Linked DNA regions of Homo sapiens: region 2 is linked to region 1. A link is a contact called in ENCODE Hi-C or POLR2A ChIA-PET data. All regions are on one chromosome and are shown on one strand. The core of a region is the stretch at or near the end of the contact, and the rest is flanking DNA. Distances in the headings are between cores, read along the strand shown. Region 1 overlaps SVIL (supervillin). Region 2 overlaps SVIL (supervillin).

Region 1 (4,330 bases), core at 1,773-4,272:
ATTCTAGATTATAATATATTTTGGTGGATAGAAGTTATGATAAATGCCTCATGCAGAAATACCAGGTGGTCTCATAAAAGACAATATTAATGAGATGTTGAGTGATCCCTTATCATAAGGGAGTCGCAGCACCTCCATTCATTCAGTTTTCTGAACATACTAATTCATCAGATTTCGTTTGTGTCTCCTCTACACAAGGTTAACATCTGAAACATGAGGGTTTGGTTGTGCGTCACATGGACACTGAGAGACAAGCAATGCCAAGCAACAGGTTCTTAGCAAACAGAATGAAGAGTTCGCAGCTTTTATGTACATATATAGTCCTCAACATGATTCAACTCACCTTTGCTTTTAAGTTTTTAAAATTTGGGTATCGTGTAGAAAATTACTAAAATAGTTAATTGATTTTCCATTAGACTTCTCTTCTTCCTAAGCAAATTCTATGTAGGTTTGTTAAGATGTTGCAAAAGGAAAAATATTTTCCCACTCTGAAAGTGCAATTGGATGCTCTCCCCAAAGTAAAGTTAACCCACAATCCAAAAGGCGCAGGAGCCACCTTCATAGGGCAGGAAAGCGTGCTCACCATCTCTGTGATCTCAGCGATGTCCTCTCTGTGCTCCCAGCTGGGAAACATATTGGTGAATGTCAGGGGCTCCAGACCAGCGTGGATAAGGTAAGACTTGGGGGCTGGTTTCTTGAGATTTTTTCCTGTAGTTACACAGATTGCAATGTCAGTAGACCCCAGGGAGACCCTGTCTTTCTCTGATTTCCCTTGAAATCTTTTCTTCTTTGCCAGAACTCATGACTTCATGCTTAAAATGCAAGTTACCAGTAGTTCATAACAACACATGGATAATGTTTATATAAGATGTTTGTTAGTTTCATGCCTGTGACTACCATAGTGACCTATAATCAACCTGAGTCTATACTTCTTGAACCTAACAAAACGCTGTGTATTCCTGGAAGGGAGAGAGAGGCTCTGTCTGCAGCTTCTGGGTGGAGCATTTTCTTCCTCCTGAATTCACCTGTAGAGTCATCCGTCTCATTTCCTAGCACAGGATTAACTCCCATAATGACTGACGGCGAACGACAGCATCTTATACATCCACATTCACTATAACATTGAGTGGAAGGTTTCATATGTTATTTATTGCTAAAGAGTTTTTCAGGAAGAGAATCCATTGCACATACTCAGTGACATTAAACTAGTTGTGTCAATGAAACCATAAAAATTAAATAAGATTAATTACTGGCATTTTCATTTTATATAAAAGACTAGAAATTTCATGTGTATAGTAAAGAACCATGAACTTACTATGGGTATTTCTCTTTGGATATAATACTAAAAATAATAATGAATAATAAAAAGGTTGGCAATGGCCGTTCACTGTTTGGGGGAGACCTCCATTCTCCAACAGCGTGGTAGTGCTTGCAGATAATGTACAGGGCAGAGGCCAACTTGTCTCTCAGCATGATCAACCCCGAGTACAGCGGGGTTTTAATCTGCCTGGGGCATTCCACAATACAGCCTTTATCCTTGAGGGTAACAAGTTAGCCTCATAATATCAGAGAGAAAAACTAGTTCTTCTTCATGCTGGCAGCTGAGAATGCGCTAATCTAAAACTTAATACATCTCAAAAAGTTAAAGGGGAAAAAATTGGTTTCATCACCACCTGCCAGGCTTTATGGATGGATGCTGGCTGACATGCACAGAAGGGGAAGGGGGTCTCCTGGCTGCGCATGCCTGAGGGGCTTCCCCATCTGTTCCGTGCTGCAGGCATGTTAGAGGGAGCCTCACCTTTGCAGTACTGGAGCACAGTCTCCATCGCACTCTTCCGGTCGGAGGCCCAGCGGATGCGGGCGGAACCAGTGATCTTGTTCTCGATGGGCCACCAGCCTTGCCAGAGGTACACCTCGTGGTGATTGTCAACAAGGAAAAGTGCTGTGAGGGCAGGGACAGGGCCAGACCATCAGGAGCTCCTTCACGGACACTTCTAGCTCACTCCTCCCCCAACCTAGTGGATGTTGTCCCTCTTGACTGCAGTGTCACAGGGGGAAACCCCCTTGGCCATCAAACCAGGGGCAAAGGGGCAAACAGAGAAACCCAGGATACCCCAGCCCTTTGACAGTTCAACGGGGAGAAGCCTGTAGGCAGAGAGAAGTGGTGTCAAGGAGTTGGTCTTTTTCATTCCTCGTCCTCCAGGTCCTCCTCCCTTTGCCCCAGCTCAAGGCCCTGGCCCTTCTGGATACTGGCAGGGCTGTGCTAAGAGTGGAAGGGATAATGCATGTGCCACTCAAGGGGCTGTTAGCACCGCATATCTCCAAAGAGCACAATCAACACTGGAGCGCACATCTCACTGCAGACAGGTCAGTGGCGTTCCTGCCCTGCACGCGATTGCTTAGCAGTGAGGTGAGCTCATGGCTCTCTTACAGAGAAATGGGCCTTAAAAAGCAAAACTGCCACCGGGAGTGGTGGCTCATGCCTGTAATCCCAGTGCTTTGGGAGGCTGAGGAGGAAGGACTGCTTGAGCCCGGAGGTTGAAGACCAGCCTGGGCCACATGATGAGACCCTATCTCTACAAAAAGAAAAAAAAAATTAGCGAGGCATGGTGCTGCATGCATGTAGTCTCCACTACTCAGGAAGCTAAGGAGAGAGGATCGCTTGAGCCCAAGAGTTAGAGGCTGCAGTGAGCCATGACTGCGCCACTGCACTCCAGCCTGGATGACAGAGTAAGACCCTGTCTCTAAAAAATAAAATAAAAGGAAATAAAAATCAAAACTGTTCTACTGCCTTTTCCTCCTACCTTTTTCTCCTCCTCAAATTGTCAGTCTGACTCTTACTCCAGGTGGCAAAATGCCTCTCACTCTTGCTAGTCGGCTCACTGTAAGTCCTTTCCTGACATGCATTTCAGGATTCTGTGAAAACCACACTTTAAAAGCCCAGTGGAGGTTGATAACCCGCCCTGAGCCCCAGGATGAAGGGCGTGGGCACACCCTCTCTTACTGGTGGCTGATTTTCCAAGCATGACATGTGCACTGGGCAAACTTTCAGTGCTGCCCTGAGATCCCGGTGCAAGATGAGGTCCCTGGCTGCAGCTCCAGGCTCTTGTAATGTGAGAAGCAACAAACACAAACTGAGAGGCAGCTGACCTTGGCTTCATTGGAGGGTGGGTGGGAGGGGTTGTCAAGCCCAGTCTCTTGTTACTTTCCCAACCAGAATGAGGGCACAGAGCCCTGACCTTGGGATCAGAAGACCTGGGCTGGAGTCTTGGCTCTGCTGTGGAGACTTGGTATGGCAGACCCTGTTCCCTGGCTAACTTAGCCAATACCCCAACATCCTTCTCCTCTGCCATTTGCTTCCCCAGGCTCCCTTGCAGCTGGGGCTGGCCATGTGACAGGCTCCGGCCAATGGGATGTAAGCAGAAGTCTGCTGGGGGCTTCTGGGAAAACACGTGCTTTATCTGATTAAAGAGAGAGAGTGGCTATTAGGTGGGCTTTTTTCCTTCCCCTTTCTTTCTCTTTCTATCTTGAATGCAAACATAATGGCTGGAGCAATGGCAGTCGACGGGTGACCATGCAGCAACAAGACTGAGAGGAAGGCTGGGAAAAGAGCGGAGACGCCAGGCCTGCCGCTGTGGTGCTCAACCTGTTCTTAGCTGACGTCTTTGGGTGGGTTAAGTGACTTGAGTCTCGTTCCTTATGCTATAAAGTGTGGCTGATTTCACTCTCCTTCCTTTTGGTGTAGGGGTGAGGATGAAAAGAGTGTAAGCACATGTTCTGGGTGCTCTGGGAATGTACTTGGCAAACAGAAGCTGCTTAATAAATACCAACGTAAAATCAAAAGGCTTTCTGGAAGATGTGCCTTCTACTGCTCAGCATAGCTGCCCCCTGCAGGCCTTACCTGGCTGGGGCGCGCTGTACAGATCTTCCTGCAGGAAGGGCATGGAACTGACCACAGAGGGGGCTCGGGCAGGGTACACAAACTCTGTGGCTGCAAAATCCCCAGAGGAGCTGCTGAGGATGAACAGGCGGGGCGCGAAGTTAAAACTTCCAGGATCTTTGAAAGAAAAGAGAACAAAGCTGAAGATATCATGTGCATCAAAGTAAATTCCAGATGAAGAATGAATGTAAAATATGAAATAATTCAAAGCACTGTGGAAACACAGGTAGGATTTATCTGAGCTTCAAGGTGGAGAAAGCCTTTTCAAGTGCAATAGTAAAAGAACCAATCAAAAGGGAAAATAATGCATTAATTATATAAAAATGAAAAACAATGCAAAATTAAAAAGAAAAGAAAAACCAAGTAACAAATGGGAAATATTTGTAATAC
Region 2 (4,652 bases), core at 2,153-4,652, 89 kb after region 1:
GGATAGCTGTGGGTCACCAAAGGAGGGGCTCCGGGAGGCTGCCTGCTGCAGGGAGGAGCTGTGGGCGTGCTTGGGGGACCGTGGCACTTCAGTGAAGGAGGAGTCTCGCCCAGAGAAAGAGAAGGTCGAGGAACTCTCGGCTGCTGGGGACAGGTCATGGGCCTGCCGGGTGGCACTCAGCTCTTGACCTCGTCTTTGGTTTTCTATGTTCAGCAGCACCTCCGGGTCGGAAGAGCCGTCACCCACATGGAGGGCATAGTCCTTGGATTCACCGGCACAGGTCCTGAGCCCCATCGTCTCGGTCCCGGGGTACAGAGAACTAGCATCTCTGCTTGACTCTTCCTGTTTGTCACTTTTTCCTCCCCGCTTCTCGACAGCATCAGGCTCCTTCCTGGACTTGGTATAGCGGGATAAATACTCGGAGTCGGCCTCGGGATCCAGAGTCAGCCCATACTTCTCTGCCAGCTGTCGCCTTCTTTCTGCTTTGTACCTTGCAATTCTTTCGGCTTTGGACTCCAGACTGTGGGTGTCCATGGTACCCGAACCATAGGGTGAGTCACCGTGGACACCGGAGGTTTCTGTGCAGTATTTGGATCGAGTTTGCTTTTCTAGAGAAGAATCAGAAGTTTCCTCCTCTTCATTTGATCGGCCTACAAGAAGGTCACATGGATGAGAGGTGCAGATTTCAAGTAAAGACATGTATTTACACACAGAATGACACTCTACTGCACACAGCACACACCTGGGTGCCCATGCTGTGAAGGACCAGTTTCTCACCGAGGTGTGTTTGCCTAAACTGATTATTTACCTGGGCTGTTGAAGAAGTCTGAGATCGGCAGTGAAATCTACAAAGGCTGTGAATGGTGCACGTTCTGCAAGCCCCGTAAGGCGTGGCTTTAACTTCAGCTCAGCCCCTTCACTCCCCAGAGCGCCTCAGTCTTTGTTCAGTGCTTATTTCCCCTTACTGATTTACCCTTTTTTGTGGAGTTCAGTATTTCACGTGGGAGGCCATAGGATGAGTTGGGTCCTCTGGGAAAGACAGCAGACAAGTGAGCTGCCGTCATTGGACAAGTGATGGATGCTGGTTTCCGGGGATCTGAGAGTAACCATAACGATATGGCCCATATCATTATTCACCAGGCTTTTCTTTTTTACAGAAGTGTTTTTTTTCCCCAGTTATAACACACATGCCTGGTGTAGGAAATATCTAATATGAGCCTGGCATAGTGGCTCACACCTGTAATCCCAGCGCTTTGGGAAACTGAGGTGGGAGGGTGGCTGGAGGCCAGGAGTTCGAGACCAGCCTGGGTAACATAGTGAGACCCTGCCTCTACAAAAATTATTTTAAAAATTAGCTGGGCATGATGGCACATGTCCATGGTGCCAGCTACTCAGGAGGCTGAGGTGGGCAGATAGCTTCAGCCCAGGAGTTCAAGGCTGCAGTAAGCTATGATCGATCATGCCACTGAACTCTAACCTGAGCAAGAGAGCAAGACCTTGTCTCAAAAAACAAAACAAAAAAAAAAACCTATCAATCATCACCCTACAAACTAATAACATTTTTATATATTCCTTCTAGTTAATATAATTTTTTCTTTATAAAATAGTTAGTTATTAATGTTCTATAAAAATATTTTCCGTATTCTATAAAAATGTTTTCCCAGCTGGCTCACAACTGTAATCCTAGCACTTTGGGAGGCTGAGGCAGGCGGATCACGAAGCAGGCAGATCACGAGGTCAGGAGTTCGAGACCAGCCTGACCAACACGGTGTAACCCCGTCTCTACTAAAAATGCAAAAATTAGCCAGGCATGGTGGTGCGTGCTTGTAATTCCAGCTACTCAGGAGGCTGAGGCAGGAGAATCACTTGAACCCGGGAGGCAGAGGTTGCAGTGAGCCGAGATCATGCCACTGCCCTCCAGCCTGGGCAACAAAGTGAGACTCTGTCTCAAAAAAAAAAAAAAAAAAAATTCCCATATTTGGAAATCTATTTTGAAGATATCATTTAAGGGTCCTAACAGTCTATCTAACAGGCATTCCATTATTACCTTAACCCTTCCCATACGGCCTTTTTCATTCCACCTGAATTAAATATTCATGTATCTTTTCCATTATTTTCTTTAAACTAAACAGGTGAGTAACTGGAACTAATTTTGGAGTTTGGTATGAATTGAGAAGAGAGATATGCCTCTTCCCACCCTCTGGCAAACCCATTTTTTTCATTATGATTTTATTAAATAATTCCTCCTTTTCTCACTACTATGTGAAGCTTAAACTTCACATATACTACACAGATTACCATTTCGGGTACACTACGGTTTATTTCTGGCTATAAATTTTGGGACTCTGATCTGTGTATTGATATTTCAAGCGTGTAATTACTTTTTAAGAGGTGGAGTCTGGCCGTGTTGTCCAGGCTAATCTTGCACTCCTGAGCTCCAGCTATTCTCCTGCCTCAGCCTCCCAAAGTGCTGGAATTACTGGTGTTGAGCCACCAAGCCCAGCCTTTTTTTTTTTTTTTTCAATAATTGCATGTGATTTTAAAATATCTTAGTTTTCTAGCTTTCTGGCCACAGGAAATTGGAAACTGTAGAGACAAGCAAACTGATAACATCATAAAATGAGATCAACAGCTGTCTCTGAGCTAGAAACTAGAAAACACTGGCTATAAAAAGCAGCAGCATGGCCGGGCACAGTGGCTCACGCTTGTAATCACAGCACTTTGGGTGGCCGAGGCAGGCGGATCACCTGAGGTCAGGAGTTCGAGACCAGCCTCGCCAACATGGTGAAACCTCATCTGTACTAAAAATACAAAAAAATTAGCCCGGTATGGTGGCGGGCACCTGTAATCCCAGCTACTCCAGAGGCTGAGGCAGGAGAATCGCTTAAACCTGGGAGGTGGAGGCTGCAGTGAGCCAAGATCTTGCCATCGCACTCCAGCCTGGGCGACAAGAGCAAAACTCCATCTCCAAAAATAAAATACAATTAAATAAAAAAAATAAAAAGCAGCAGCACAGCTCCTCAGAGCCAGGGACTGTGGTGGGAAGAGCAGCCCTGCGTGCATTCTCCTCTCCTAAGGTCAAGTTGAATATTTGATGACAACAATGACTGAGTGATTAGGGAAAAGCTGAGTCACGTGCACTCAACATACTGTTTAATATGAAATAAATATGCAACGTATTTAAAATTATCTACATTAAGATAACTTAGATAGAAAGTTTTCTTGCATCTCCAGAGTAAGAACCGTACTCATTCAAGGTGCAGCTTTGACTCTAGCGCTCCCTGCTGAGAGCAGCCGCTCCCTGTACTGGGGTAGAACCTTGAGAGGCCCCTATCTTAGAGCACAGATCCTGTGCTGGGCCCTGAGGGTGAAGAAAGACACAGCTTCTGCCTTTGAGGGCCCCAGTCTAGGGAGGAAAATGACTGGCCTCCGTTACCCAACAATGTGCGAGGGGAATCATTTCATACTGCTGTGACATGGAAGGCCAGATCCGTGAGGCGGGGCAGAGATGACATACATGTTGTTGCTGTTTTTAGCAAATCTATTTAATAGCCAGGCATGGTGGCACGCGCTCATAGTCCCAGGTACTTGGGAGGCTGAGGTGGGAGGATCACTTGACCTTGGGAGGTTGAGGCTTCAGTGAGCTTATCAGGCCACTGCACTCCAGCCTAGGTGACAGAGTGAGACTCTGTCTCTAAAAAAAATAAAAATAAAAATAAACAAAAAACAAATACATTTAACAAAAAATTAGGCCAAGTCCACTGGCTCACGCTTGTATTTTCAGCACTTTGGAAGGCCAAGGTGGGAGGATCACTAAAAGCCAGAAGTTCGAGACCAGCCTGGGCAACAGTGAGACTCTGTCTCTACAAAAATGTTTAAAAAAAAAAATTAGCCTGGTGTGGTGGTGTAAGCCTGTAGTCCCAGCAACTCAGGAGGCTGGGGCGGGAGAACCCTTGAGCTTGAGCCCAGGAGTTAAGGCTGCAGCGAGCTATGATCATACTCCTGCATTCCAGCCTGTGTGACAGAGTGAAACCTTGTGCTAAAAAAATTATATCCACACAATTCACTTCTGTGGAATATCTCATGTTCTGATACCACTGGGTGGAAAGGGCAACTCGTAACCAGCCAGGCAGCCTGCTGGAAAATGGGCCACCCAGCTCCACGCTCACCGATGTGGGGGCTGGCAGGGTCGCTGGCTCTCATGTATCGAGGGGTGTCTTCCTCCAGCAGGCGGTGAGTCACCAATCCTGTGCAGCTCTGCAAGAGGATGGGCTGAGTGTCATTTTCAATCCCTTCCAGGCGCCTGGCAATTCTTTCTTTTCTGTGAAATACACCACAAGAGGCAGAGTGAGCAACAGCGATCGAATCTAAAGGAAAATGGAATACTGCTTTGCCAAGCTCTCTTCTACTTCCTAACTCCCACTATAAAGATCTTACCTTTTCATTTCTAAGAATTCTTTCTTCTTTGGTTCAAAGATTTGTCTTAATTCTGCAACTGGAAGAAAACCAAAAAAGAACAAAATATAGTATTTAGTAGTCGTGCGCTCATTTTATTCACTCATGCAACGTGTTTATTGAACTGCAAATTTCAGTTCTTGATTCCTATGTCACAGTGACATGCAAAACTGACCAAGTTCCTGCTTTCTTGGAAA

The links. Hi-C counts contacts between places; a loop is a spot of excess contacts on that map. ChIA-PET counts read pairs that join two places held with the same protein, here RNA polymerase II (POLR2A). Pooled maps may share reads with other maps.
Region 2: POLR2A ChIA-PET joins it to region 1 with 12 read pairs in BJ. The contact joins two enhancer-like sites. A Hi-C loop is called at or near these places in 2 of 50 pooled maps. POLR2A ChIA-PET finds 5 or more read pairs at or near these places in 2 of 52 experiments (BJ and activated T-cell).

Annotation. Positions count from the first base shown.
Region 1 is chr10:29,461,694-29,466,023 of GRCh38, forward strand. It overlaps SVIL (supervillin), which reads right to left. Exons shown (of 38, transcript NM_021738.3): 34 at 3,902-4,057; 35 at 1,799-1,942; 36 at 584-708. The region is part of intron 2 of SVIL-AS1 (SVIL antisense RNA 1); the gene reads left to right. Among named protein-coding and RNA genes, the nearest start is that of SVIL-AS1, 54 kb to the left of the region's middle. Within about 2 kb of position 3,023, at least 3 of the 41 ENCODE cell types and tissues checked have a DNase peak (open chromatin) inside an H3K27ac peak, as active enhancers do.
Region 2 is chr10:29,550,614-29,555,265 of GRCh38, forward strand. It overlaps SVIL (supervillin), which reads right to left. Exons shown (of 38, transcript NM_021738.3): 4 at 4,438-4,495; 5 at 4,170-4,321; 6 at 1-650. The coding sequence starts at 4,445. Among named protein-coding and RNA genes, the nearest start is that of MIR604, 7.8 kb to the left of the region's middle. Within about 2 kb of position 3,403, at least 5 of the 41 ENCODE cell types and tissues checked have a DNase peak (open chromatin) inside an H3K27ac peak, as active enhancers do.